Linked DNA regions of Homo sapiens: regions 2 and 3 are each linked to region 1. Evidence: chromatin loops called from intact Hi-C (ENCODE). Cell type or tissue: heart right ventricle. All regions are shown on one strand. Each heading gives the region's core, and the rest is flanking DNA. Links, peaks and the distances in the headings are about the cores only.

What was found. Peaks named below come from ENCODE experiments on the same cell type or tissue, not always from the same donor. Only the 100,000 strongest peaks of a DNase experiment are listed, where the experiment ranks them.
Region 2: it touches region 1 in a loop (1.8-fold over the local background); 37 of 110 quality-filtered maps call a loop at or near these places.
Region 3: a loop joins it to region 1, with 2.2 times the contacts of the local background. A loop is called at or near these places in 7 of 110 quality-filtered maps.

The regions. Positions count from the first base shown.
Region 1 is chr11:10,650,063-10,660,309 of GRCh38, reverse strand. IRAG1 (inositol 1,4,5-triphosphate receptor associated 1) reads left to right here. Exons shown (of 21, transcript NM_130385.4): 2 at 8,128-8,285. Among named protein-coding and RNA genes, the nearest start is that of IRAG1, 39 kb to the left of the region's middle. RefSeq lists a silencer at 594-888 and enhancers at 1-1,141, 2,510-2,659, 2,264-3,463. In heart right ventricle, for the core only: CTCF peaks have their summits at 5,639 and 5,838 (motif pointing right); no DNase peak of the experiment used is centred there; H3K27ac peaks cover 4,760 bases.
Region 2 is chr11:10,551,661-10,561,246 of GRCh38, reverse strand. It overlaps LYVE1 (lymphatic vessel endothelial hyaluronan receptor 1), which reads left to right. Exons shown (of 6, transcript NM_006691.4): 4 at 447-752; 5 at 1,353-1,431; 6 at 1,950-4,281. The coding sequence ends at 2,136. The region is part of intron 1 of IRAG1-AS1 (IRAG1 antisense RNA 1); the gene reads right to left. Among named protein-coding and RNA genes, the nearest start is that of LYVE1, 12 kb to the left of the region's middle. In heart right ventricle, for the core only: no CTCF peak of the experiment used is centred there; no DNase peak of the experiment used is centred there.
Region 3 is chr11:10,577,012-10,587,258 of GRCh38, reverse strand. IRAG1 (inositol 1,4,5-triphosphate receptor associated 1) reads left to right here. Exons shown (of 21, transcript NM_130385.4): 19 at 5,273-5,392; 20 at 6,670-6,804. The region is part of intron 1 of IRAG1-AS1 (IRAG1 antisense RNA 1); the gene reads right to left. Among named protein-coding and RNA genes, the nearest start is that of LYVE1, 13 kb to the right of the region's middle. In heart right ventricle, for the core only: no CTCF peak of the experiment used is centred there; a DNase peak (open chromatin) is centred at 5,518; H3K27ac peaks cover 3,056 bases.

The DNA.
Region 1 (10,247 bases), core at 3,137-8,136:
TAATTAAAAAGCAGTTATTTTGAGTATTTATCTCCTTTTTGTTTAATGTGAGTTCATGTAATTTATTTTTTAATAATGTCTGTGTTTAACCACCAGTTCACAGAATTCTTGAAAATTACATTAGACTCTTATGAGCTGGAACAAGCAGGCTCCTGTGCACCACTAAAGAGATTCCTCCAAAGTACAAGTTAGAAGGGCCCAGAAATCCACCTACTTCTCAGGCTTAGTGACTCTCTAAAGTCACCCATGTGGGGAGGCAGAGCCAAGCCTAGGGCCTAGGAGACAGTTCCTGATCCTCCATGTCTTCCTGGAGACCCCTCGGTGCCCTGCCCTTTATGGGATCTCACAGACCCAGAATGCCGTGTGGTCCTTGACCCCAGGATGATGACTCATGTCACTCTTGAGTGAGTGACTCAGGGAAGAGGCTGCTGAGCAGCCTGGAACAAACAGAACTGGGCAAGATTTATATCTGCTAGGCGCTAAATGGGAGGCTCAGATACTTTGCTGCTATTCTCGGTGCCTTTGAACTGCCTCCGATTGAGCAATTGTACATATTTTGAAGAAGAAAAAATTTTTTCAAGTGGACCTATTTTTAAAAAAAGAATTCCTGAAGTGAACAAGCTGGAAAGGAAACCTGGGGAGATGTTTAGGCTTATTTCCTGTCATTGGTCTGAGCAGGTGCTGGCTCCTTCCCAGGGCACCCCCAGCCAACAAAGCCTATACGAGCTCCACAGGAGCGGAGAGCAGGGCTGGAGAAAATCGGGCCCTAAGAAGGTTTCCCACAGAGGTGCAAACCCCAGGATTGTCGGGGTTCTCAGGGCCAGCCTCCCGAAACGTGACTTTGTTTAGGGGACACAGTCTTGGGGGAAGTGACTTCCACTTCCTCATCCTCCCTTTTCTGTTGCCACCGAGGCTTTCTCCCTGCATCTCCGCCCTTCACCATTCCTGCTCCTGCACAATTCCCTTCAATCTAGATCCACTTTCAGGAGAGAATCCTGGGGCTTCCACCACACACTGGGGGGTGGCTGTACCCCCTTCAGTCACTCACTTACCCACTTGTTCAGCACAGCACAAATACCTACTTGGCCAGACACTGTGGCTGGCTCTCTTCCAGGAGGGATTCCACACTAGGCCTCATGTCTCACCTGTGGAACAAAAACCTCTGTTTTGGGGGAGTCATCATGAGTACAGGGATAGTGGAAAGAACTGGGGCTTTGAAACCAGACCAACCTGGGACTGAGCACAGCCCAGACCTGGGACTAAGCACAGCACAGATCTGGGGCAAGCACAGCACAGACCTGGGACTGAGCACAGCACAGACGTTGGGCAGCCACAGCACAGACCTTGGGCAGCCATAGCACAGACCTGGGACTGAGCACAGCACAGACATGGGGTGAGCACAGCACAGACATGGGGTAACCACAGCACAGACCTAGGACTGAGCACGGCACAGACATGGGGTGAGCACAGCACAGACATGGGGTAACCACAGCACAGACCTAGGACTGAGCACAGCACAGACACGGGGCAAGCACAGCACGGACCTGGGACTGACCACAGCACGGACCTGGGACTGACCACAGCACTGACCTGGGACTGACCACAGCACAGACCTGGGACTGACCACAGCACGGACCTGGGACTGAGCACAGCACAGACATGGGGCAAGCCCAGCACAGACCTGGGACTGTCCACAGCAAAGACCAGGACTGAGTCTCTTTTACTTGCAGGAGACAAATCTGGGAGCTCTGAGCCACTAGGATGAACACCAGAGTCTCTCTGAGCCTTGGCTTGGTTTTGTTGATGCTGTGCATGCTTAGAGAACTCAGCTGCCCTGTTTGGAGAATGGCGAGGGCACTGAGTGGACTCTATGTACCAGCACCTTGCATGTATTTCCTGATTTAATCGTTACAACAACGCTAAAAGGTGGGTGCTATTACCTCCATTTTCAAATGAGGGAACTGAGGCCAGGGGAGATTTATCCAGCAAGGGAGAGGCAGAGGAAGGATTAGAACGGAATCTGCCAAGCAACAAAGCCCCGTGAGCAGGCCAAGGTTAGGAAGCAGGATGGGGCTTTCCCAAGGCAGGCTTCCCATCCGGCTCACTTGTGGAGTCGCGGAACCCAGCTCTGCAGTTGGCCAGGCCCAGGGGACCCCCAGAGGCACCTCCCAGCACTTTCAGCAGATCTCCTGTGGGGAGCATCCTCTCTCCTGCGAGAGTGACCATGAGAGCATGAGAGCAAGAACAATGACGAGTCACTGCCGAAGGACGCCTGCTTTCACAGCACAGACACAATGGCTTACCCTTTACTATGAGCAAAACCGTCAAAATGAAAAGTCAGAAAGCTGCCACATGCAGCCGGGCTCGGGGCATGGGTGCTCTGGGGACTTTTCTGACTCTGCCCCTCACTCATAGATGTGGCCTTGGTCACATGCCTGCCCCTCTGGGCCTCGGTTCCCCATTGGTAAAAATGGGTGCAGGGGTAAGACTGGTGAGTTCTCAGTGTCCCTCCATCACCCTCTGGATTTGCAGAAGGGCTAAGAGAGCTCCACGTGCAGTCACCCCCAACAATTCCCCCCATCAGTTGTCCATCTAGAGATAGACCCGTGGTATTAATAGCAACCTAATCTCTTTCACATTCTTTGTGCTGCTAAAATGAAAGCAAAAATTCAAAGCTGGAAGAACAAAAAAACTCCCTTCTGAGAATACTGAGTCACTCCAGAAAGGTCAGTGGAGGCTAGGTTAACCCATGGTTTCCCGAAAGGGCTTCTTGGCTCTTCCCTCAATGCTCAAAGATTCACAGAGAGAATCTGAGAGCCGCTTAGCTTACGGGCTGTGCTCCTGGGATACTGTGGTTTCAGAGAGGAGTTTGGTCTCTCCTAGGCAGGTTGCAAGGCTCTGGGAGAGGCATCTTTGGCGCCATGATGAGAGGCTGCTGCTGCCTGCCGAGAACAGGCTTGGCCCTGCAAGGAAGGGGAGCATCAGACCCAGATTCGGTGAATTCCCAGCACTGCCATTCATGAGCGATGACATTGGGCAAGTCTCTGGGCCTCTGTTTCCTCATCTGTAACATGGGTCTAACTTTAATGTTAATAATAATAGTACTTACTCTCCCCATCTCACAGGGCTGCTGACAGCACTGAAAGAGATAGTCTCTGTAAATTCTGTTCCTGAACCGTGCGTCCCGATGATGGCTCTATACTTTCTGGGATACAGTAAGGCCTTTGAAGCCTACAAGGCAGGGCCGGCCTCCGCGTCCTCCACCTGCTGCTACCACCTACCAGAGGACATGCAGGCTCAACTGTAGGCCACTCTTTAGCCCTCATAAGACCCCGGCCCGACAACCGAAGTGTAGGTCCTGTTTCCTCCCCTCTGCCTCCCACCATCCTTAGCCTCACTGGGAGTACTCACTCCAGCCCTCCCCTGGGAGGCAGGGCCCCCGTGCTAGTCTTTTCTGCCACACTCAAGCAGAACTCCTGGTGAAGAAGCCAGAGTGGAAGAGAGGAAAGATGGCGGGCCTAGGAGTCAGACTAGCCTGGATTATAGCCCTTCACCAGCTACTTACTAGCTGTGTGATCTTGAGCAGGTTGCGGAACCTCTCTGAGCCCTAGATCCTTAATATATTAAATGGAAATAATAAAACCTATCTCATGGGGGTTAAAGAAAATAGCACTTGAAATACATTTAGCATAGTGTCCGATGCTCAGTAGGCGACTTAGAAGTAGCTGAAGAATGAAAGCATGAACAAAAGCATATTAGTTTGTTTTCTTTCATGAGCAGGGGCAGATAAAATATTTAAATATGGTTTAGGAACTTCTAGCCTCTTCAGTTGCACAAATTACTGGATAGTTATCCCAGCAGAGTCTCTTGGAAGATTTGCACCAGATACAAGGGTAGCTGAACCAGTCAAGTTGTTTCCGTTTCTGCACCTCAGTTTCCCGGCCTGTAAAATGGGCCAGGTTCTAGTTAGGCACTAGCTGGAGGCAGAATGAGTAGAGTCATAAAAGCTGATTAGCTCTTGGCACTGGCCTACCTAACCCTTTCCGAACCAGACTGGAGAGGCAGCAAGAAGGGCCCTGAAAATGGGTTAAAGAAGGAACAGCTTGGAGACCAAACATTACTAAATATTTTTTCCTTTTATGGGTTGGTGCTCTAGATCAGCACTTCCTGGAGATTATATTCTAAACTTTGCAGTGATGGATGTGAGGTCCGTGTGCCCACAAGCTCCAGCAGAACCCAGATGTCACCCTGGGGCAGGGACTCTCCTTTTACCTTGCTATTTTAAGCAGCGAGTTTATAATAATGGATGGGAGAGACAGCAAACAGGGCAGGAGCAGCGTGGGAATGGCCCCTGCAGGCAGGGCTGCTGGGGCTCCCCTGAGGAGCCTGGGGTTCCATCTTGTCAAGAGTGGGGCCTCAGCAAGCATCCACTCTACTTTTATGTTGTGGCAGCTGACATCTGACTTAACTCATTTGTTCTATTCTGCTTTCTGTCACAGGGACTGACTTAAGCTCTTTTTGGAAGAGAGGGAGGTGGAGGAAGAAAGTAGAGGGTTAAAAAATGAGGTATTTCTCATGAGACTTCAGACCATAATCCCAGAGTCCTGGGATGGAATCGTCAGGTCTTTCAGTTTGTTGTAGCTAAAAAGAGTCCAGGATTTCAGGGACTCCCAGGGTTAGAAAAGGCCCCTGAAGTGGTTAGGAATCCTGTGACCCTTGTCCCAGGCTTTACGAGAACGCTCCAAGGAATGGGGACTCACTACCTTAAAGAACAGCCTGTTTCATCTTCAGGTGGTTCCAACCACTAGAAGGTCGTCCCTTGCCTTCATCTGACCTTTCAGTCATTAGTTATGACATCTATTCTTTGGGAACAGTAAAACCACATGAATGCTTTCCAAACATCTGAGAAGAGATTTTTATTTCTCCCTGCACTTCCTCTTCTCCGGGCTAAAGTTCTCTAGTTCTTTAAACACAAATTTTTGTTCTCCTTGCTTCCTGCTTCCCAGGTTCAAAACATGTCCCAATTTGTCTAAATCCTTCTTAACAGGCAGAGCACAATATACTTTGTGTAGATTAAGACAAAAGAAAAGTGGAATAGTCACCTCCCATGTTTTAGAAACCATGCCCCTGTTAAGACAGCCTGGACCTGTACATACGTCACACATAATTTTAAAAGGTTTCCTATGAGATGTAGCCAACTTCCTTTAGTAGAATCAGGGTTTGTGGCTAGTCTTTTGCTACCCTCAACCCCTGTTACCAAATACTTTACCCAGCACCACTGATGCCACTGCTGCTGAAATCCAAGTAAAGATGATAGAAATTAATCACAGAGCTCACCTTTGGGTGAACCTGATGCTCAGTTTATTCATACAGTAAGAATTTGGCATGGAAGACACAGACAGCATGCCCTGGCCCCGTAGTTCTCATTCCCAAGAGCCAGGTGAAGTCTGTCCAATGTGGCTTCTCCCCATCCTGTCTTATCTTCCCCACTAGACACCCAGCTAATCTGTTCCAAGAAATTCCACTCAGCATTTGTGTTCACGGCTCAGCTCAAACATTTGTAATGTGAAATATTTGCTAAAATCATGTCCCACCATCCCAGTTCCCACAGGTAACCCTTTTCTGGGGTCCTGCAACTTCTCACTTTCAAAATATTTACCCCATTATACTGTTCTCCAGCGTCTCCTACCACTGGGCTCTATGTTCCTTGAAGGCCAAGATTATCTTTATGTCACCAGCCCCTTGCACAGGCCTGGTAGAGTAGGTGTAAAATTTTGGCAGTGAAAGAATGAATGACTCTATGGATGGTCTACTTGAGATTTCTTGAGGTGACCAGTAGGGGTCACCCTAACTGTTCCAGAGCTGTGTGGGCTAACTTGTTCATTGCAGAGAAAGACAGCAATCAAGATGGTGGTCACCTTGACCAATCCTGGGGCTAAAAGTCCCTAGTTCTTTAAACATAAATCAACAATCATTCTTTGCTGAATCTTTTGGGTACCTAGGATGAATCTGACACCTTGCCTAGCTCAAGGAGCTCAGTCCAGGAGTCTAGAGGTATGTGTGTTGGCTGGGGGGTCTGTCAGAGCTGGGCTGATGGCAGCTCAGGCCTTTTCTCCAGTGCCCTGACTCTAGGGGCTTTCCGAGCCCTTTCTGAAGGACAGGAAGAACACCAAGTATTATGGGAGGTGGCAGGGCTTTCCGGTTCTTCCTCCTACAGCCTCCAGCAGTCAGCAGTACCTTCCAGAGGACCTGGAACACAGTTGGTGCTCAGTAAATGACAGTGTCCTTCATCTCCACCCCCACCCACCATGTCCCATCAGCCAAAGGTCACCTCACTATGTTATCTGCATGGTGGTCTTAATCTACTGTGCAGTGGAGCAGCTCCTTCAGGGAATCTCTAAAAGTTGCAGAACCAGGCCAGTTGTTAGTTCTATAGATTCCTGAAGGTATTGCCCACCCCACTAATAAAAGAAGGAGGGAGTTTAAGGATGGGGAGAGGCCAGGCAGAGCCCTTGGAGCTTCGGCCAAGCTTCCTGGGCTGCAGACCCCCGTGCAGGTGGCCTCTGTGGGAACTACTGTGAACTGAGTGTGTTTCATCCTTGGAGCATCCTGCTTGGGAGGCATTCTTATCTGTTTTGACAAGAAAACTGGGACTCAGAGATGAAGCCTACTTTCCAAGGCCACATAGCCAGTGAGTGGCAAAGTGAGGACTCACACCGAGATATCTGGTTCCAAAGCCTGTGTTCTTTCTACATTGCTATCCTGCCTTTCCCTATGGAAACCTGGCATTGCTAGTCTCCTCTTCTAAGAGGAAGCAGAGGAGCTAGACCCATTGGCTCAGGTCTGTTGGCAGGATCATACTCCTAGGCATCTTGACAGACAAGAAGCACGAAAGAGTAGTGGAGCATGTTTTCAGTTACAAGGAACAAAAACCCAACACAAAGTGATTTCAACACCAAGAGGCTTAATTGTTCATGTAACCAGCTAGTCCAGAAAGTGTTCAGGCTTCAGGCACACTTTAATCAGGGCTCCAGTTCTGTTTCTCTGCAGGTCCCTTCGCTCTGCCCTCCTCTGTGTGTATCATTTAGATTCTGTCTGGCTTTCCTCATGGAAGCAAAATAGTGTCCGTAGCACCAGGTCTCATATCTTCACACTCCACCACTCAGAGCAGGAGAAAGCATCTGGTCCTAGAACACCACTTTAAGCTCATCGATGTAGGCTGGGTCCATTGTCTATCCCTGAGCCAGTCACTGTGGGAGGTGGATGAGATTATGCTGATTGCAGTCCCAATCAGCACTGGGACCCCAGTGCCCCCAGGCTGCTGCACCATGGGGAAGGGATAGCCTGGCTTCTGGGAGTCAATCTAAGGTTGCCAGGGGTGGGCACAGGGCACATGGAATTCACCCTGCCTGAGCCCCCAGGTTTTAGTAGGGCTGGTGTAGTCCCCATAAGGGCTGAACTCAAATGAGAGAGCCTGTGCTGAGGGTCAGAAGAGCATGAGGGGAGGTGTCAGGGAGGAAGTCAGGAAACAGCACCTCTTACTCCCCATCCACATGGCTGAGGAACACTGTGTAGTATAGCAGAAAAAGCCCCAGCCTCAAAATCAGGAAGATCTGGGTTCAAATTATTGGTTCTCTGTATGATTTGGGGCAAGTGACTTTCACTCTCTGGGGCGGTTCTCTCATCTGTAAAATGGGAATATTAATGCCTACATCAGAGGTCATCTTGAGGATTCAATCAGATGATGGTGATGCTCCTAGGACAGGGCCTGGCACCCAGTAGGTGCTCAGTAAGTGGTAAACAACTGCCAATGTGATCTCAATGGAGTATCTTCCATTAGCTACAGCTTTGAGGAGTTCGAAGCACATTTCTCCCTTCTGGGATAGCTGTGTTTACTGTAAAGACCAAATTAGATGCAAAATCTCTAAGGTCACCTCTGACTTTGTAAACAAAGCCAGAGAGCCGGAGGAAATGAAATTCCAAATGCCCTCTCCTAGCCTGGTTTGACCTCCGGTGTTGATGCAAACTCAAGCCGGCTCTCACTGTGGCTTGTGGCTCCGGGAAATGGAACCCAGCTTGGGACAGGGATGGGAATGGATTTGACTTGTCCTTTTGGCATCTCCCCAGCCTGTGGAGCCCAGGCCTCTTGGAGCATCTTTGGGGCTGACGCAGCGGAGGTTCCGGGCACACGTGGCCACTCCCAGCAGGAGGCTGCCATGCCCCACATTCCCGAGGACGAGGAGCCCCCCGGAGAGCCACAGGCAGCCCAGAGCCCTGCCGGCCAAGTAAGTGCCCCCTCCCTGCCCTCAGCTAGCCTGGCTGGGGGCCAAGCCAAGCACCCTGGGCTGAGGCCACAGCTTTTAGGCTGGCCAGAGGGTTTGCTGACAGCTCATGTAGGTTGCAGTGGGTACCTGGAGAAGGTGTGTGGCTTCCATACTGAGGAATCAATTACTCTGAGTTGGTTTGAATTGACCGAGGCCCCAAATATTCTGGGTATAGAACCAACCATCTAGGCTGTGTCTGACTGAGGCCTCAGAAGTCAAACCACAAACCATGCAGGCTCCCTCTGAAACCGGAGAAGGACTTATATGAGAACCATTAGCACTGAGAACCTCTTATGTCAGGTGAGTGGGCACGAGAAAAGGCCACTTAAAGTGAATCCACTTAAAATGGAGATCAAAATTGTATAGTAAATAGCAAAAAAGGTTTTCAGTGAAATTTTATTATAGAAAGGAAATGATGAAAGCAGATTAATTTAAAGAGACATCAAGATTTTTATTGTACAAATGAGGCATTCAAAACAAGCTATTTTTAGCTATACAGATTACAAAATATAGGTTATGTGCTAATTTTCAGATTGAAGAAAGAATAAAATGTTGATTTTGGTGTGGGTATATTTATTTATTATACCAGCAAAGTGATCTGTTCACATAGTAACTCGCTCTTCACATTTTACTTTACAGCACCTAATTAAGAGTCTACGTCTGTTTAATACTTAAGGGCTTCATCCATTTCCCCAAGGATCTCTTTCAGTCCCTCGATATTCAAATTATTCCCTTTTGAAGAACCTATTTGAGCATCATCCTCGTCGTATTTTCTTCACTTAATTGATAAGCTCTATCTGATCTCCTTGGTCAAAGACCTTGCATGTAAAATTCTCCATCACTGTTTTCTTTGACTTCATGAACTTTGCAGTTGATTTGCATTGAAATGGTATTGTCCTGTTATATCGGACAGTCATCCAAACTGACCTGAGCCAGGTGGGATAGACGCTTTTTAAGTGAGGGAAGAATCTATAAGTGGAGCATTATTTTTACAAAAGGGCAGATTCTTAGTGAGTATTTTCATGTTATGATGGCATTTGTTTTCTGACACATTACGACTCTGGGAACTTAGATAGTAAACACTTAGAAAAGAATGGCCCTTTGTATCTGCATATCCCAAGCTCATCGGATTAAGATGTTGCAGAACTTGGCAGCCTTAGGGGTGAGGGGGTTGTCCTTCCCTTGAATGTCTAAGTGACAGTGGGCCAACCCCCTAGCCCTTCAGCCTCAGGCAGCCCAGCCCAGGGTTTTATCAAGTCCAGGCCCCCATTCTGGGAAATAGTGGGTCCTGCTGCTGAGGGTGCCAAGTTCCAAAAGCTTGGGGATTAAGGAAAGGAGAGACAAAACACTCACAACTGCATTCAAATGCGACTGCTTCCAGACCCTCAGGCCATGACTTTCTTGGCCTCTGTCTCCTTAGCATCCCTATTTCCTCGCCCTGGACTCCTCTGAAAATGGCCATCCCTGGCCCCTTCTACTTTACTAACAATGGTAGTACCCTTGAATCAGATTCTCAGGCAAAATGTAGCTCTTAAATCCTGGGCAACTCCCCCAAACAGCTGCCCCAAGACTAAAAGCATTCCTAAAATATAAGATAATAAAAGATCAGCAAAGATGCACCCCTGCTGTCAGTGAAGACAGGCTTTTATATTAAATTCTTCCTGCTTACAATGCTTTATAATTAAAAGTTCTTTCAGAGTATATCCTCAGGAAACATAAAACAAGACAACATAGACACCTGTCACTTAGACATTCAAGGGAAGGGCATCTCCCCACCCACAAGACTGCCAAGTTCTACAACATCTTGATCCCATGGGTTTGGGATATGGAGATCCAAAGGGCCATTCTTTTTAAAGTGTTTGTTACTTAAGTTCCCAGAGTTGTAATGTGTAAGAAAACAAATGTAATCATAACATGAGAATA
Region 2 (9,586 bases), core at 3,412-8,411, 99 kb after region 1:
AGTACAAGAACATATGCCAATCAAGTCAACAAGTCTGCCTGAGAAAGACAGGGTCAATCTGAGACCTGAGGGATGAGTCAGAGTAAGCTAAATAAAGAGAGGCAAAGAGTCATAAAGGTGAATAAAGCATCGTGGTGCAAGGCTTGGATGTAAGATAAAGTGTATCAAGGAATTTCAAGTAATTTCAGTATGGCAGGGGCAATGAGAGAAAAAGAGCAGATGAGGCTGGCATGTTAGCAGGGGCCAAATCACAGAAGGCCTTGTAGGCCATACAACAAAGATAGCCACTGAAGGCTTCTAAGGAAGAAAGTGATATGGTTAGATTTGCTTTTTAAAGACCATTCCAGCTGCGGTATAAGGGGTTTGGAGGTAGTAAGACTAGAGGCAAGAAGAACAGTTAGGAGGCTGTTGCAATACTTTTATTCCATGTTTCCCTATCCCAACAGATACTTGGACTAACTCGTGCATTCCAGAAATTATCACCACCAAAGATCCCATATTCAACACTCAAACTGCAACACAAACAACAGAATTTATTGTCAGTGACAGTACCTACTCGGTGGCATCCCCTTACTCTACAATACCTGCCCCTACTACTACTCCTCCTGCTCCAGCTTCCACTTCTATTCCACGGAGAAAAAAATTGATTTGTGTCACAGAAGTTTTTATGGAAACTAGCACCATGTCTACAGAAACTGAACCATTTGTTGAAAATAAAGCAGCATTCAAGAATGAAGCTGCTGGGTTTGGAGGTAAATGGTTTCTGTGTCTATGTTACGTGTGTATGTATGTTCATGTATAACAGATAATTCATAGAATCCTGCCTGTCTTTAGATGAGGCGCTCAGGACCTGTCAAATACTAATAAAAGCTTAACACAAACTCAACTTTCATGAAGTCATAGAATCTGAGAGCTGTAAAGAACCTTAGTGATTAAGCTAAAAAGTGTAAGTATAAAAGAATTTCACTGTTGAAAACTCAAGACTTTTAAAAATAAATCACTATCTGTTCCTATGCATAAGTTCTTTTTAAAATATATACCCTAAAGGCCTATGACTTTATTCTAGTCATCTCTTTCTCAGGCAGGCTTGTTGACTAGAGTAGGTCTCAAGGCCATGGAGGAGAAATGAACTCTGTCATATTGCAACTGATAGAATTGAGAGTGTGAGAAGCAAGGCCAATGATTCTACAAGCATGAAGCAAAGAAGCTGGTGTGGGCCCAATATCATAAAGGGCTACAGAGAAGGTTTTTCTCCTGTACTGTCTACTGTCTCAATCACCTGGATCATGCAATGAGCATTACACACAATGTTTAAGTGAAGGACCAACAGGCCTTGTCTCTGTTCCTTGCAGGTGTCCCCACGGCTCTGCTAGTGCTTGCTCTCCTCTTCTTTGGTGCTGCAGCTGGTCTTGGATTTTGCTATGTCAAAAGGTAGGGTTGTTGGTGCACTGCTAGTCTTGTAATCTTTGTCATGTTTCTATCCTGTGCTTTTTCAGGGTCACTGTTGGCATTTTGCTGATCAAAATGGAGATAGCAGTCCTCTGATATAAATTTCTCCCTCATCTCATCTCTTTCCCTTCAGCCCAATCTTTTCTATTTCAGGACATGCATGTCGTCCAGCCATCAGTCAATGACTGTCCTTTGAAAATCAAGAAATTAAAAAAAATTGACATCTGGGGAAAATTTATATGCTTTATTTGATTTTTGGTTCTTTGTTTTTGTTGGAAGAGTTATGTGGTCAGCCTAAAGTCTGGCCTGCAAACATATTGTCCAATTTAAATGAATCCATTAAGGTGGTGATGTCTTAATGTATTAGAGCATGCATGTGCTGGCATCACTCTGAAATAAAGGTATCCAGTGTACTGTGCCAATATGTACCATGGCCAAAAAGTGTTATCTATCGTTATGTGTGAGAGTCTCTCACTTTAATTTCATGTTTCTGCCTAAAGGTATGTGAAGGCCTTCCCTTTTACAAACAAGAATCAGCAGAAGGAAATGATCGAAACCAAAGTAGTAAAGGAGGAGAAGGCCAATGATAGCAACCCTAATGAGGAATCAAAGAAAACTGATAAAAACCCAGAAGAGTCCAAGAGTCCAAGCAAAACTACCGTGCGATGCCTGGAAGCTGAAGTTTAGATGAGACAGAAATGAGGAGACACACCTGAGGCTGGTTTCTTTCATGCTCCTTACCCTGCCCCAGCTGGGGAAATCAAAAGGGCCAAAGAACCAAAGAAGAAAGTCCACCCTTGGTTCCTAACTGGAATCAGCTCAGGACTGCCATTGGACTATGGAGTGCACCAAAGAGAATGCCCTTCTCCTTATTGTAACCCTGTCTGGATCCTATCCTCCTACCTCCAAAGCTTCCCACGGCCTTTCTAGCCTGGCTATGTCCTAATAATATCCCACTGGGAGAAAGGAGTTTTGCAAAGTGCAAGGACCTAAAACATCTCATCAGTATCCAGTGGTAAAAAGGCCTCCTGGCTGTCTGAGGCTAGGTGGGTTGAAAGCCAAGGAGTCACTGAGACCAAGGCTTTCTCTACTGATTCCGCAGCTCAGACCCTTTCTTCAGCTCTGAAAGAGAAACACGTATCCCACCTGACATGTCCTTCTGAGCCCGGTAAGAGCAAAAGAATGGCAGAAAAGTTTAGCCCCTGAAAGCCATGGAGATTCTCATAACTTGAGACCTAATCTCTGTAAAGCTAAAATAAAGAAATAGAACAAGGCTGAGGATACGACAGTACACTGTCAGCAGGGACTGTAAACACAGACAGGGTCAAAGTGTTTTCTCTGAACACATTGAGTTGGAATCACTGTTTAGAACACACACACTTACTTTTTCTGGTCTCTACCACTGCTGATATTTTCTCTAGGAAATATACTTTTACAAGTAACAAAAATAAAAACTCTTATAAATTTCTATTTTTATCTGAGTTACAGAAATGATTACTAAGGAAGATTACTCAGTAATTTGTTTAAAAAGTAATAAAATTCAACAAACATTTGCTGAATAGCTACTATATGTCAAGTGCTGTGCAAGGTATTACACTCTGTAATTGAATATTATTCCTCAAAAAATTGCACATAGTAGAACGCTATCTGGGAAGCTATTTTTTTCAGTTTTGATATTTCTAGCTTATCTACTTCCAAACTAATTTTTATTTTTGCTGAGACTAATCTTATTCATTTTCTCTAATATGGCAACCATTATAACCTTAATTTATTATTAACATACCTAAGAAGTACATTGTTACCTCTATATACCAAAGCACATTTTAAAAGTGCCATTAACAAATGTATCACTAGCCCTCCTTTTTCCAACAAGAAGGGACTGAGAGATGCAGAAATATTTGTGACAAAAAATTAAAGCATTTAGAAAACTTCTTTGCTTTCTTATTTACGTAGATGCATTATACCTTTCATGTAAAATTAAAGTGAGGACCAGATCATATCATATTGTTTGCAAAAATAAAAGGGACAATGTTGGTTGTTAAAATACAAGCATATGTCAACCAAACAGCATATATCATATGGGGCTATTCATGCTCCAAACATTTTATTTTGAGTTGGCCAAGTACATACACATTAAACAGTCCTTTACTAGAGATGCTGGCCCTCCATTTCCATCCATTTCAGAATTCACCAGGGAGCCAGAGATCCAGGATGGCTCATTCGTCTCACTTTTGACCGCCCTGCTTCTCTAGTTTTCTCTTTCCCTCCCGCTTAGACTGCTAATTGTCTTCTTCCCCTCACCAGTGACCCCACAGCTCCGTGGTTCCTTCGGCCCAGATGCCACAACCTGCTGGCATAATCTTTTCCGGTTGGCCCACGGAGTATAATCTTAAAATTTGATTTCATTTCCAGGCATTAAAAATCAAGAGATTTCACATGGTTACATTTCTGGGTTCCCTCTAAAAATGGAAAGATCTGGAAGTAAAGAACCCATGTTCCCTCATAGCAATCATTATCTGATACTGAGTAGCAGCTGTCCCCTTTCAATGGGGTCTGCTCTTTTTGTTTCACCACAGTCCTCATGACTCTCTGTTGCACACTCATGCCAAAGTAAAGGTGCCCTTTCCTATGAACTTTGTAACACTGTGGCCTTTTCTTCACACCCAGCCCACGTCCCTCATATATATCACCTGCCTGCCCCAGTAGGTCTATGAGTTTGAAACTGGTTTGTCAGTCCTTAAGCTTTATCAGCTTCATCCATTTCTCAGGGAGTAAAGAAGAAAAGAGGGAAAGCGCCTAAGTAGTGATCTTCCCTCTGTGTGTTAGCTGAAAAAAAAAAAACAGATCTCCCACACCACATCTCCCATCTTGTGGGCATCTACTACATATTAGAATGCTACCACCTTCTCCTGTTAAACAGGTTTGTGCCGTATCCAGGAGGAGGAAGTGGGGAGGAGAAAACCCTGCCCAGCCACATAAAATCACTCAATAGCCCAAATATCATGTGCAAACATACTGATAAGAATGTAACTTCCATGATTATGGAAGGAAGGAAGGAAGGAAGGAAGGAAGGAAGGAAGGAAGGAAGGAAGGAAGGGTGGGCTGGCTGATTTATGGAGCATCTACTAAGTGACAGTCATTTTACATGTTGCCTCATTTAATCTCTACACTTTCCCTGAGAGGTGAGGATAATTACTGCCATTTTTATTAATTAGAAAACTGGATGTTTAGAGAAGTTAAATCACTTTCTGAGGTCACAGGTCTAGTTAAATGGTAAAGGTCAGAGTGACTGCAAAGCCCATGCTCCTTTCCCTACTCCACAGTGCTTCTCTTGCAAATGACAATATAGAAATGTAAACTATTCCAATATGCAAGCTTGAGATTGGACACTTAACACAAACAACAGGGGTGAAGTAAGGAAAACAACTTAGGACTCCTGTGTCAACTTCACAGAATCTATCTTAAATCCGTTGGCAATGACAAGGAGAAAAAGAGAACCACTAAAGAACTTTGAGAACTGCCTCCTCATTGATGTAGACACCAGCCTCAACAAAGACCTACCTGAGCCAGTTCATAGGGTCAGAAAATATAAGGCTCAGAAGGATCCAGAATAATTTCCTCTAAACCCTTCATTCACAGAGTAAATAAAATGAAGCTACCAATGTCACAGGTAGCTAAAGTTAGGGCTTGGTCTAGAAATCTCCTCCTTATTTAAATTTTCTTTATTCTCCACTGAACAAAGAGAAATTGGAAGAATGCAAGAGATCTCCCCACTTCAGACCTACAGTCCACCTCGCCACAGCCAGTCTTCAAAAGAGGCAGGTGGAGAGCCACGTGATGGCATTTTCAGCTGGTGCAAAGGATCTTCCCTGCCCTTTCAGAATGCCCCTTCTTCATGCCTGCCTCCCTGGCTCACACAGAATAAATCCACTCCTTTGAGCAAAGACACTCTATCCTGAGAAGGAGTCATCTGCAAAATTGTATGCTTTTATAAAGGCCAGGCCACCATCAAACATTAACATGCCAATATAGGTCCAATCAAGCAAAGCTGATTTCCAAGAATAGGAAGCTGGACTAACGCAGATGACTTGAGGCTCCACACAGGGCTTGCACACAACTGGAGTCTACAGATATCATTTGGCTTGAAAAGAATTGAATCATATTGATTTCTAGACAAGGATCCTAAATTGTATTGCCTCTAGACCTTCAGCTAGTACCTAAAGCAAAATCAATTGCTCTAGGGAAAAACAAGTTTGTAAGGACAATAATAACATGCAAGTAAATACGTTTTTACTAAGGAATGGGAGGGTCTCTCACACCAAAAAGAAAATGTTTTACTATTATGAATGGTGCCACAATAAACATACGTGTGCATGTGTCTTTATAGCAGCATGATTTATAATCTTTTGGGTATATACCCAGTAATGGGATGGCTGGGTCAAATGGTATTTCTAGTTGTAGATAGCAAAGAGTTGGAACCAACCCAAATGTCCGTCAATATAGACTGGATTAAGAAAATGTGGCACACAGGTACCATGGAATACTATGCAGCCATAAAAAAGGATGAGTTCATGTCCTTTGTAGGGACATGGATGAAGCTGGAAACCATCATTCTGAGCAAACTATCACAAGGACAGAAAACCAAACACCACATGTTCTCAGTCATAGGTGGGAATTGAACAATGAGAACACTTGGACACAGGGTAGGGAACATCACACACCGGGCCTGTCGTGGGGTGGGGGGAGGGGGGAGGGATAGCATTAGGACATATACCTAATGTAAATGACAAGTTAATGGGTGCAGCACACCAACATGGCACATGTATACATATGTAACAAACCTGCACATTGTGCACATGTACCCTAGAACTTAAAGTATAATAATAAAAAAAGACAAAAAATAAATATCATGCTTGAAAAAAAAAAAATTAAGCCTCTGTTTCAGAAAAACTCCCGAGCCTTGTTTTACCTCTGCTCTCACACCACCACAACAGTCATCAACTCAATAACAAAAGAACTCAATGACAAAAGGTAAGGGGGTTTTCCCCACACAACAAGCCGCAGACACCAGCTGGGTGTCCTCTAATTAAATTCTGACACTATCTACCTGGAGGTAGCGTCAGATCCCACAGGGTGAGGGCTCAGTCCCCAAAACTGCCTCCCACTCCACAGACACCAGTCACAAGACTGGGCCTCCAGAACTCCCGACAACCCGCTTTAAGTAGGGGTTCTCATGACCCCCTCTTTGGGTTCAATTAATTTGCTGGAGCTGCTCACAGAACTCAGAGTAACACATTTACAGGTTTGTTATAAATGTTGTTACGAAGGATACAGATGAAGAGATGCATAGGGCCAGGTAGGGAGGAAGGGGTGCAGAGATTCCATACCCGCGCCATCTTCCAGGAACCTCCATGTGTTCAGCCATCCGGAAGCTCTCCAAACCCTGTCCTTTTTGTTTTTTACATAGGCATGATTGACAACTGTGTAGAAATGTGATTGGACAAAAAGGGTATGACCTCATACTAATAGACTGAGTTGGGAAGCCCAGCAAGGCCTGCCTGTTCAGGTTCTCCTTGGCCTCTCTGTGCAGCTTTTCATCCTCCAGATTATGGGGCAGGACTCTGTCTGCAATGAGGGTCTTTTGACCCACAATCAGATTAGAGTCCTGCCTTGGAGCAGGTAAAAGGAGGACAGGAGAAGGTCAGAGAAAGAGATTCTGTTGGCCGGGCACGGTAGCTCATGCCTATAATCCTAGCACTTTGGGAGGCCGAGGCAGGCAGATTGCCTGAGCTCAGGAGTTCGAGACAAGCCTGGGCAACACGGTGAAACCCCGTCTCTACTAAAATACAAAAAAATTAGCCAGGCACGGTGGTGTGCACCTATAGTCCCAACTACTCGGGAGGCTGAGGCAGGAGAATTGCTTGAACCCAGGAGGCGGAGGTTGCAGTGAGCCAAGATCGTGCCACTGCACTCTAGCCTAGGTAACAGAGTGAGACTCCGTCTCCAAAAAAAAAAAAAAAAAGAGAGATTCTGTTTCCTGAGACCTGCTCCTGAGCCCTAAAGCACCTCAACATTGTAACAAAAGACTGTAACAAGGACTCTGGGAGTTATGAGCCAGGAACTGTGGATGAAAACCAATATATTAATATTTATATAATCGTAATATCATAGCCTCTAAACAGGAGGGAAAGCACTTCTTTGTTAGTTGGATTTTCTAGTTAAAATAAGTAAAATTTAGTGGGTTACTCCTGTAATAGTCTATATATAAGGTCAAGTTTGATCTAAGAGCATTTTTCGTAATACTAAAATCAAATAGGAATTCTCTCCTCTCTCTATGTTCCTCAGGAAATGCCCACATTTCCAAACGGTGCTGATGTGATTTAAGATTTCCTCCTTTAGCATCTAGAAGACTATTTGCTTTTTTAAAAAAAAAAACTTATTTCAGAATAAATTTACCAAAAAAATGTGAAAATAGTGCAAAGATTTCCCATACATCCACACCAGTTTCCCGTTATTAATATCTGATATTAGTATGGTGCATTTGTAACTTAATGAAACAATGCTGATATGCTATTATTAACTGAAGTCCATACTTTATTCTGATTTCCTTAGTTTTTACCTAATGTCCTTTTACTGTTCTAATAGCCTACCCAGCACACCACGTTACATTTAGTCATCACGTGTCCTCTTGGCTATGACAGCTTCTCTGACTTCTCTTGTTCTTGATAATTTTGTCAGTTCTGAGGAGTACTATTTGGGTATTATATAGGATAGCTCTCAGCTGGGATTTCTCTGATGTTTTCTTATGACTACACCGGAGCTGTATGTTTTGGGAAGGAAGACCACAGAAATACAGTGCCATTTTCATCATGTTATATCAACATGATCTATCACTGCTGATGTTCACCTTAAGCACCTGGCTGAGGTAGTGTTTGTCAGGTTTCTCCACTGTAAAGTTATTCTTCTCTATACCATATTCTTTGAAAAGATGTCACTATGCACAACCCACACCTAATTAGAAAGGAGTTATGCTCTGCTTCCTCAAAAGTGGAATATCTACATAAATTATTTGGGCTTTTCCTGTACAGGAGATTCATCTATTCCCCCTCATTAATTTATTTTTTAAATAATTTATTCATATCAGTATGGACTCAAGAATATTTTCTACTTTAGGTAATAATACAATACTATTTTATTTATGTTGTTGCTCAATTTTTTCGAAGACTGACTATTGGGACTATTGGGAGCTCTTTCCATTTGCTCCTGTATCCCTTTGACATATTCCCTTCTTCGTGTTTTTATTGGGCACTTCCCTACTTTCTGGCACTATAAGATGCTCCAGTGTCCTCTTATTTTGTATCTTTTTTTGTATCTTATTTTGCCCTGGTTCTAGAATCAACCATTTCTTCAATGAGCTCTTGCCCCCTCCTTTTCTTTAGAGAGAGAGAATATCATTTCTTTACCTTCCTGTCACATGACTTCCCCTGCACTCTTTGACCAGTCAATGACCTCCATACTCTGGCCCACTCCGAAACCCTTAAAAACCTTAGCCTCAAATTTTCTGAGGAGACAGATTTGAAGTTTCCTTCTGTCTCCTTGTTCAGCAGCCCTATCTATGATTAAACCTCTTTCTCTGCTGCAACCCCTGCGTCTTGGCATATTGACTTCCCATGCACATTGAGCAACAGACCTATTACAGTTGCATCTCCTGCTTCCCCACTTTTCTTATTATAGAGGAGACGGAAGCTTCCCTAGTGGACCCATTCAGAGATAATTGCTCTGGGAGGCATTCCTGGGGCTGAGACCAGAAATTATTTCTCCAGCCCTTCCAATAATTTTATAAGTACCTAATTTCCTGTCTTAAACTTTTTTTTGTTGTTTAAAATAGTTGGCAAGTTTTCTGTAAGGGAACAGTGAAATAAATGACACTGAGTGCATTTTACAATTTGACCTTGAATCCTCTTCTCAAATCTTATTCATTCCTGCAAGGATACTTCATGCTATGGCTACACAAATTCATTTACCATTCTAGAATTTAATCTGTACGATGCCCTCTCATTTTGCAACTGCCATTCCTTCTATTTTAATCACCTTCCTTTTCTTCCTAATTGTATGAGTTATCAATTGTTGAAAAGCA
Region 3 (10,247 bases), core at 2,515-7,514, 72 kb after region 1:
ATATACCTGCCTGTCCAAAAATATATTTTGACTAAATAGTTCTTCACATTACTGAGAGCTGAGCACAATGACAAACATTTTTGACCTGGTGCACGTGTGAGAATAATGAGCCTCATTTTCATGAATCATCCCAGAAAGAAAGCACATAGGATTTCAGGCAGGGGACAGATGCCAAGATCCATGAGCCTTCGGGCCAGAAATCCCTAGGGTGGGCACAGGCTGTGCTCAGCTCCAGTTTATAGCCATGATTACAGATTCGTTTAGTCCAACCCAAACACTGGGTTCTCAGGAAATAACCATTTACAGAGAGGACTTGTGCCTTTTACAACATTCCTAGTAGGGACTGGATAAGTCATAGTGAAACCGATGCAACTTGACAGGCACTTAAAGGCACCTACTGTATGCCAGGCACTATTCTGACCCAAACACAGTCCTTCTTCCTGTGATGACAGTCATATGCAGGTATCTAAAACATACATCAATGCCTCCCTGTGAGTCATGCTGTCACAGAGGTGCGGTGGCAGCATAAAGGGAGAGAGAGGGCCAGGTGCGGTGGCTCATGCCTGTAACCCCAGCACTTTGGGAGGCCGAGGCAGGTGGATCACTTGAGGCCAGGAGTTCGAGACCAGCCTGGCCAACATGGTGAAACCCCATTTCTACTAAAAATGCAAATATTAGCCAGGCGTGATGGTGCACGCCTGTAATCTCAGCTACTTGGGAGGCTGAGGCAGGAGAATCGCTTGAACCTGGGAGGTGGAGGTTGCAGTGTGCCCAGATCATGCCACTGCACTCCAGCCTGAGTGACAGAGCGGGACCCTGTCTCAAGGAAAAAAAAAAAAAAAGGAGAGATCAACTTTAACCAGAGGGTGTGGGGGAGGGGAGAACACCAGCAAAGGTTTCACAGAGGAGAAGGCATTTGAGCTTAGTCTTAAAGATGCTTAGAGAGAAACTTCCAGATAGTTAGAGAAGATATTTAGGAAACTACAAGCTCAGTTTAGAGGTCAGGAGAGAACAGCAAACATTTTACATGTTGTGTTTCCCCCACTTGCCACCCTACCCACAACCCCTCCACTCCCCCCTACCCACCCTCCACACACACACACAGTAAACAAAGGCCCTCCCAGCCACTTACACTGTAGACAAGCAGCCTTGAAAAGAGGGGCAGCATGGAAGCCATGGTCCAGCCTGAGGGCAGGAAGGGCTTCACTCAGCAGAGTGAAAGGAAGAGACTTCTGTTGAAAGAAAGGCAGGGGGATTCATGGAGGGCTTCTATTGAAAGAAAGGTGGGGGTTCATGGAGGGCTTCTATTGAAAGAAAGGTGGGGGTTCATGGAAGGCTTCTATTGAAAGAAAAGCGGGGGTTCATGGAGGGCTGGAAAGTCCATCTTGACACACAGGTAGAAGACCAAGGTGAGAGTCCCAGCACCAATAACGTGAATTTAGGCAAGTCACTTAATCAACCTGAGCTTGGGTTTCTTATCTGTGAAATGGGATAATACCCCACCTAGGTGGCAGATAGTGCAGTCAGAAGAATGGGCACATATCAGACTGCACAGGGTAAAATTTGAGCTCTACCACACACTGGTTGTATGATCTTGGGCTGGTCCCGAGATCATACACATTCTCTCACTTGATCTTTCCAATGATAAGAAGAGCTAAAAGTTAACTTACTTATCAGGCTCTGTTCTAACATCTCATTTAAGGCTCACAAATGACCCAAGAAGGTATTACTGTTCTCTGTTTGACAGATATGAAATCACTTGAAATGCGATTCTCATGCCTCAGCCTACTTTTTGAGCCTTGGTTTCCTCATCTGTCAAACAGAGAACACTAATACCTTCTTGGGTCATTTGTGAGCCTTAAATGAGATGTTAGACCACAGCCTGATACATATAAGTTAATGTTTAGCTCTTCTTATCATTGGAAAGATCAAGTGAGAGAATGTATATGAGAGCCCTATAGGGGAGCTGAAATGAACAGAAGATCTGCATGTAAAAGAGTCGATGAAATGGGCTTCCTGGCCCTGCTAGGGAAAAGTTTTCCTCTCTAGAGATCAGTGACCCAAGGACAATGAGAGCTTTGTTTACAGTCACTTATCTGCAAAATTCTAAGGTGCATAATGTGTGATGACACACAATAGACATGCACCTGAGAAAGTTCCTAAAGCCATTTTATGAAAATGTAATGTTAATTTACCATACCTTAAATTAGTTCACATTTAGGGTTCCTCTGACTCTGAAGTGTCTCAGTAATATATAACAAGCTCTCCCTTGATGATATAAATAATTGCCTGGATTTTTTATGAGTCATATTTGGAGGTAGCTCAGATTGCTCCCAAAATGTACCAATACATTTACTATATAACAATAATAATAGCAGATATAATTTGTTGAGTGCCATATTCCAGAAAGTTTATTGACATTTCTTCATTAATTCTTACACCTCCACCATCAGGTATGTATTACTATCCCCATTGTACAGTTGAGGAATCTGAAGTTCAGGAAGATTAAATAATTTGCATGTTTTGGAGCTGGTATTTGAATCCAAGTTTGCCTCAGGCGAGTTCTTTTCCTTTATACTACACTGTCCTCCTTCACGCATGCTTAACATTAAGGAACCTCTAAGGCTGACAGTTGTATATAAATCAAAAGTCTGATACCAATATCTCATTTCATATATATATATATATATATATATATATATATATATATTTCATGAAAGAATTACTTTCCCTGCCCTTGGCTGTAGCTATGTTTTTCTCCTCTTGCTCCAGTCGTTTGGATAAATAGGAAACTGCACATTAGGCCAAGGTCACATGGAAGGGAGTGGATAATGTAATTTGCAAAAGGAGAAATGTTATGAACAGCTGGTATTTTTAGAGCGTTATCTTTCTTGTTCACAATGGGTTGTGGTTTCCAGCCTGACTAAATGTAAATTTTAAAAGGTCTGAGGAAAACTAAGAGATGGGAAACTGATGCCAAGAATGAGGAGAAGATACAAGGCTCACTCATAAACCCTGTCTGAGAGTTCAGGGAGGGTGGCAGCTGTGATCTTTCAGAGTCCTGGCTGGAAAGCTCTGCTCACAGTGTTGCCTTGTTGGAGGACTCCTCCATGACGACATTGCTCCCATTGGGAATCAGGACATGAAGGTGGGCTGCAGGATTTCTAGGGAAAGCATAGCCATCTGGATACTTCCTTTAAACTTGTGATCCCATACCTGCAATGATCTCCCAGCACCTCCCAGCCATCTTACCAAGATGTTCTAGTATGTCTGTTTTCCTTCTTTCTCATATAACTCTTTTACACCCCTCCTCTCTCCACAGACCTTCCTAGACCCCTCTACCTCTCACTCTCAGCAGATGACCTTGCCTTCCACTTTATAGAGAATACCTAAGCTACATTCCCATAGGAGCCCTCTCACTTTCCTTCACCAGATCTCCAGCCCAACAACTTCATCATCATCTTACCTTTGTTACAAACAAGGAGAGATTCTCTAGTTTTCCAAGGTCTGTCCCTATTTCCTTTTGCAAAGACTGAGTTCCTTCGGGCATCCCTTTCTCTCATCCTCTACTGGATCATTTCTACCTACATTCAAATGTGCATCCTCCCTTGACCTACTTCAGCTGCACACTCCCTCCAACACACCCCTCTACTCTCCTTCCTACTCGAATTGCTGTGTCTGTGGCTTCCCCTTTCCAACCTCCCCTTCTTTACTTTAAACCTGTGCTTGGCTCCCAACATTACACAGAGGCTCCTGTTGACCTCTGTATTATCAAATCTAATAGTCACCTTGTCTGCACGCTTCAAACTCAGAAGTGTGTGGCACTGTTTACTCTTCCGCCTTGATGAGCTCTTGTCTCCTGGCTCCCAAGACTCCACCTGCTCCTAGGTTTCCTCTTACCTCTCTGGCTGCTACTTCTCAGCCTTCTCTGAAGATGCCTTCTTTTCCACCTGAGACAAGTGTGGAGTTCCTCATGACTTGGTCCTGGGTCCTCCTCTTGTCTTTCTTCATATTATCTCCCTAAGCAATCTTGTCTATCCCCGTGGCTTTAAATAACATTTATGTTCTGATGACACCAAATGAATATCTCCAGCTAAAACTTCCCTGACTCACTTTGGTGAATTCAACTGTCTACTTGACATCTCCCTTTGGATACCTCACAGGCATTGCAAATGTCTCTTGTCCAAAAGTTAACTCCTGCCACACTGCCTCTTTTTAAGTTCTCAAACAACTCAGCACCTTTTGTGTCTCAGAGTCTTTACATAACCCGCATTCTCTTCCTGGAATGATCTCTCCTCTGCTTTTTTACTGAGTTTTGCTTTGTCATCCAGGCTGGAGTGCAGTGGTGCGATCTCAGCTCACTGCAACCTCTGCCTCCAGGCTCAAGCGATTCTCTTGCCTCAGCCTCCTGAGTACCTGGGATTACAGGTGTGTGCCACCACACCTGGCTAATTTTTGTATTTTTAGTAGAGATGGGGTTTCACCATGTTGGCCAGGCTGGTCTCGAACTCCTGATCTCAGGTGATCCGCCCGCCTTGGCCTCCCAAAGTGCTGGGATTACAAGCATGAGCCACCACACCCAACCCTCTCCTCTGCTATTAATACATCTGACTTCTCATCCTTCAGGCCTGTGCTTCAACTTCAGCACCTCAGAGAGGCCTTTTCTAACTATTCACTCTAAACACATTCTCTCCTTGTTATTTTCTGTCACTGTACAGAATTTCTTTCATAAAAGTTATTATTTGTAATTAATCACATATTTTTTCTTTCCTTTTTTGGGGCTTTTCCTTCTGCTAAGTTCCATGTTGGTAAAAACCATTTCTTTATTTTCTAATGTGCCCCCAGCACATTACAATGTGCCTGTGGCTTAGTCATGCTGAGTGGATATTTGAAAAGATGAGTGGGGGTCTTCAGGTGAAAGATAGACAACAGGAATGGAATGACCTTAAACGTGCTGGTCTGCCCCCATTTTCCTCATCTCAGCGCTGTAGATCACCCATTACAGCATCTCCTGGAATAAGAATAAACGCCAGTTTGGGAGCATGAGGAGAAGGGGAGCTGGTGAGGTATTTAATGGGCTGGGGAAAATTCATGGACTAGGACCTTTATAAAATCTTGTCTCAGGGTAGAAGGATTGGGAAAAAATCTGAAAGTTACTGAAAAAGCCTGAGTTTCCTCACTCCTAATCAGGAATCGGGCCAAAAACATGGTTTTGTTTTTAGGCCTCCACCTTTTTCTGAAATGATGCCCTGTACTTCCCTCTTCTCACTAGTGGAAAGACAAATGGGGACCCAGATTGTGAAGCCTCTGCTCCTGCGCTGACCCTGAGCTGCCTGGAGGAGCTTAGTCAGGAGACCAAGGCCAGGATGGAGGAAGAAGCCTACAGCAAGGGGTGAGTCAGACCTCAGCCACCCCAAGGGCACCTGGCAGTTCTCAGAAGATGCCTTCCCATGGGTCTTTCTTGTTTCTTAGAGGCTTTAGGGAAGTAACCAGTGGCCGCAGGACCTCCTTGCCACAGGAAGGAACTACATAGGAAAGAGCAAGACTGTTCCACAGGAAGGACAGGAGGAAGCAGGGTCAGAGGGTGTGGTTAGACAATAACAAGACTGCCCTCTTTTTAGGCAGAGAGCCACCAGAATGCCACCGCTCAGAATAGTCTGGAAATCAGGGGTCCTGGATGGGTTCCTCTTGGTGGTGCCTGAGGCTTCCTGACACGTGCTCAAAGCAGTCATGTTGCTGCCAGCAGTGCCCAGGAGCAGCTGCAGCTCTGCTCCCTAGAACTGCTTTGGTCACTCCTTCCTCCTATAAATGGAGTCTCTTCAACTTCGAACTGCCTCCTCCTCCATTTGAGCTTCAATAGCACCCATGGCCAGTTGTCAGCACTGGAGAGACCAAGTCCTGAGCAGGTACCAAGCCTCAAGGTAGAGAATCACCTCCAACCATGTATGGTGCCCTATGCGTCTCCTGTCTCCATAGCTCATGAGGAAGACATAGCTTCCCACTGGCACAGAACCCATGGGCTTCAGTGGTGGGTTTGCCCAGCCAAACTGCTAGTGTTAGACACTCAGCATAGGACAAGTGAACAGAGTATGTTTGGGGTAATATTGACCCTGGGGGAGAAAAACCACAAGGGTTTCTCTTTGAAAGCGTGCCTTTCTCACCCACCACTGTGCTCTATCCTTGGAATTTATGGGCATGAACTCCTTCATTGGTTTCGTAAACATTTACTGAGTACCTCTCTAGATCAAGCCATGTGCCTGGCACTTGCAAAAATCATTCCAACGCCCTGTGAAATGAGTGTCACCCTCTCTCTTTTACAGATGAGAGGCTGAAGCTCCACGGTCACATGGAGAACAAATACAATCTTAGCCCTACGGAATGTTTTGTGGGTTAAGAACCCAGTCAGGAGACCCTGCACCACATTTTTTCCCTGTCAGTTTTGTCACACTTTCACATAAACAGGAAGGATGACTGAGGAGTGAGGGGAAATGGTACTGGCGTGAGCTGCCTTAGGATTCAGTGGAGCTTCCCAGCTTTTTCCTGTTTTGTGGAACCATAGGAAGCACATAATTATTGGAGGTGCTGCTCAAGTCCCCTCCCCTAGGAACTCAGGAAAGGATGCACTGCATCTGCCCTTTCCAGACTCAACTGTTCCTTTTTGCCCCCCAGATTCCAAGAAGGTCTAAAGAAGACCAAAGAACTTCAAGACCTGAAGGAGGAGGAGGAAGAACAGAAGAGTGAGAGTCCTGAGGAACCTGAAGAGGTAGAAGAAACTGAGGAAGAGGAAAAGGGCCCAAGAAGCAGGTGGGAAGCCTGTGTTTGGAGTCCTTGCCGTTGCTGAAATGGGGGTTACAATTCATCTAATTTAAATGCACAAAATCCCTGGAAATGCCAGTCCAGGGCAGCAGTGAATCTGGGGCCCCAGTGAGTAGCCCAAGAAACCAAGAGGGCACACATGTTGGGAAGGAGGTAGAGGAAATCCCAAAGAGCCAAGATAGCTAGCAATGAGAAGTTTGCAAGAGCTTGAGAGGTCAGGGGCAGTCATGGGAAGGGAGGATGGCAATCAAGAGCTCCAGGAGCTAAGGAAGGGCGAAGGGCCCTGAATGGAGTCCCTCCCAGCCCAGCCATGGTTAGCTCATTTCCCAGATGAAATTATGGGTAGCCATCCCCATGAAGAGGCCCAAGACAAAGAGAGTTGACTCGAAGCCCTGGAGTGAGTTTCTTACAAGAACAGGGACAGGGAGGACACACGGAATAGAGGGCAAACTCAGCTCAGTGGCAAAGGTGAGTCTCCAGCAGGTGCCTACCATGCTGACCAATCAAGCTTGGTCTTCACTTTAGGTTGGAAATACTTGGGGTTTTCTTTTAAAATACTTCCTATTTCAAAGGTACTTTCCCCTAAGTTGGGGAAGGAGAATATAACATGTAGATAAAGAGAATATAGACCTGTATCTTGTCCCACTTGTGGTTCCTGCCTGGCCTTTAGGATGCAGAATCGTAGAAATGACCTAATTTAGTTCCAGGGCACTCCATGCAATGAAGTATTATAGGAATGAGGTCTCAGCCCCACCTGGCCTGAATTATCCCCTAGAAGTTCACGCTTAGGGATAGGATAAACTAGCACCCATAGATGAGGTGTTACTCTACCCCACAGATATAATAACCATGCCAACATTCTGGATTTTCAGGACAGCCCAATTTCATATATTCAGCTATGTTGTCTCTATTAGTATAGTTAAACCACAAGTCTTGAATTTTGATTTTTTAAAATGTAGTAATAGCCACCTTGGAAAACCTTCACCAAAATCTATTTTTAGACCCCTGGGATATCTTGGGGTCCAGGGCAGCTCCAGACAAAATATCTAATCAGCTGCTGAAATATTATCTAATCTGGGTATGTATCTGTGCCTCATTGCTGGAAAACTCTGGAAACCACATGCATGCAACAAATAGGTAATGAAGTGAAGATTAGAAGCAAAATGGATAGGCACACAGGAGCTATCAATAGAGCCCAGTTGGTGGAGAATTCAACTAAAGTCAGAGGTCTCAGCCCATGCTGGTCGACCCCATTGTTCAGGGGAAGAGCCGTTAGGAGAACTGGAGAAATGCTTCTCCACTGAAAACAAATCACACACTGTCTCCCCAGTGAAAGAACCTCCAAGTTTAACAATTAAAGTGCAATCCCTACTCCAAGCAACCAGATCCTGTTCTCCTTAGGCCTCATCTCCCTCCTGAGGGTTCTCTGCTGATATTTCTCAGTCCACCACATTGCCTTCCTCCCCTTTAATGCAGTCAAGCAAAGCCCTAGACAAAAAGCCTTTCCTCTGGCACCCGTGAATACAGCAGAGACAGACTGGAACTTCTAACACTTCCAAACACTGAGAAAGAACAAAAGAGAAATAAACAGAGAGAGAGTACATGGAATATAAACAGTCTGGTTTGCAAAGCAAGGGGCTCAATGTCTTATCTAGCTAATTCAATCTCAGGCAATTGTCAGCTCCCTCCCATTTCATGAAACCCCAGGGGAAGTAAGGCTTAGCTTGGTTCCTTTCTGTCCAGCTCCTGGTCATCAGTGAGTGGCAATGGTGCCTGTAACATTTATCATGCACCTGCTCTCAAACATGATTTCTTCCCTGAAATGTTGGTGCCTCACTAACAAGCAAGGTTTGAGGTTATTAAGAGTTCCATGTCCTACTTATTGCATTTTTAAAACACTGGGTTCAGCCCAGCTGCTGATCGCTTAAGAGATTCAACATCACACATTAAAGTATTTTTGTCTGAGTCACGTATCTGTTATATATAACAATTATGTTACAAATATTGCTCTCTTGAGGATCAGTTTAAATAAACTTTGGGTAAACCCCAATATTTTAACCATATTAAAACAGAAAGCACAGTCTTCTGACATTGAACAAGTGAGACTCATAAGGGACAAGATAAAACTTTTGTCTTTTCTCCTAACGGCTGTTCAAACCAGTTCTATGGGGTTAAGAGGACATTTAGGTTCCTTTACTTTTCCAATAACTCTCAGGAAACAGAAGTTTACTTATTATAACCAAAAATTGACTTCTAAAGAAATTCTATTTCTAATCTATTTCTAAACTCTTTTATAGGCCAGGCATGGGTGACCAGCTAAGGTCACACAGACAGATCTTGGTCTCTTCCTCCAGAGCCACACTTAAGAGTGGGGTTAGAGTAGGGAGAAGCCACTCTGGCACCTTGTTTTGGAGGATGGAAATACAGCCCCAAAGGCTCCATTTTAGCATCCAACTCTGTCTAAATAGAATCTAGAGAATCTACAAAGGGCTGAGAGAAAATAACCTTCTACTTCTAAACCCTGCCTTCCCAACAGTTGTGAAAATAGTCAATGATTTTCAAATCAGCGAATGTGTTCACTTTCGTGCTTTCCTTAATTGTGACTGAAATGATCTGATGGGGTTCCCGCATGGAACGGAAACCTGTCAATGTTCTCTGTGGCCCTAGCATCCAAGGCAGGCATTCTGAGCATCTGGTCCCTTTCTAAGGAGGGCATTTATTGAGTCTGTCAATCCTTTGTTAGTCATGCATTTTCTGCTACCTCAAAATTTGAGCTCTCCGCTTCTCAGCCAATGGCTTGGTCATTGCTGTGTGTGTATGAGCCTCAGGATCTTCAGAAAGCACTTCTATCACTTTCCCCACCTCCTTGGTTCAGGAATCCTCAGTATTCTCATTTTTCATATTATTTTTTAAATTGGGTTAGAGGTTAAAAACATCAGGAAATCCTGGCTTAATGAAGGGGCTCAGGGCTTCTTCAGAGAGCTCTAGAATGAACTTGTCAAAGCAGGCCATCTGCCCGGTGTCTTTTTACCACACCACAGAGAGAGAGAGAGGACAAAATGAAAGACAGTTGGGAAGGAATCAAGAGGGAAAAGGGGCAAAAATGGAGAGGAAGAGAGAGATGAAAGGGATAGAGAAAGAAGTGTGGAGAGAGTGAAGGAAGAAGAGGAGGAAGAGGGAGAAATTAGAGAATAAATATTAATGAGGTTGAGATAACATCATGAACAAACCACCCAGACATTGCTAGAGGCTTCTAATCTTCTGCCTGCTCTTGGATGGTTTGAAGTGAACTCTTGAGGTTGATCTAGTCCCTTGTCATTTATCACTGGATATCAAGCTGCTTAGAGTTTAGCACAGTCCTTCTACTCTGGACACAGTTAGATGTGGAACTGAGAACAATGAATTACGCATCTGAGGCAAGGCACAGGTTA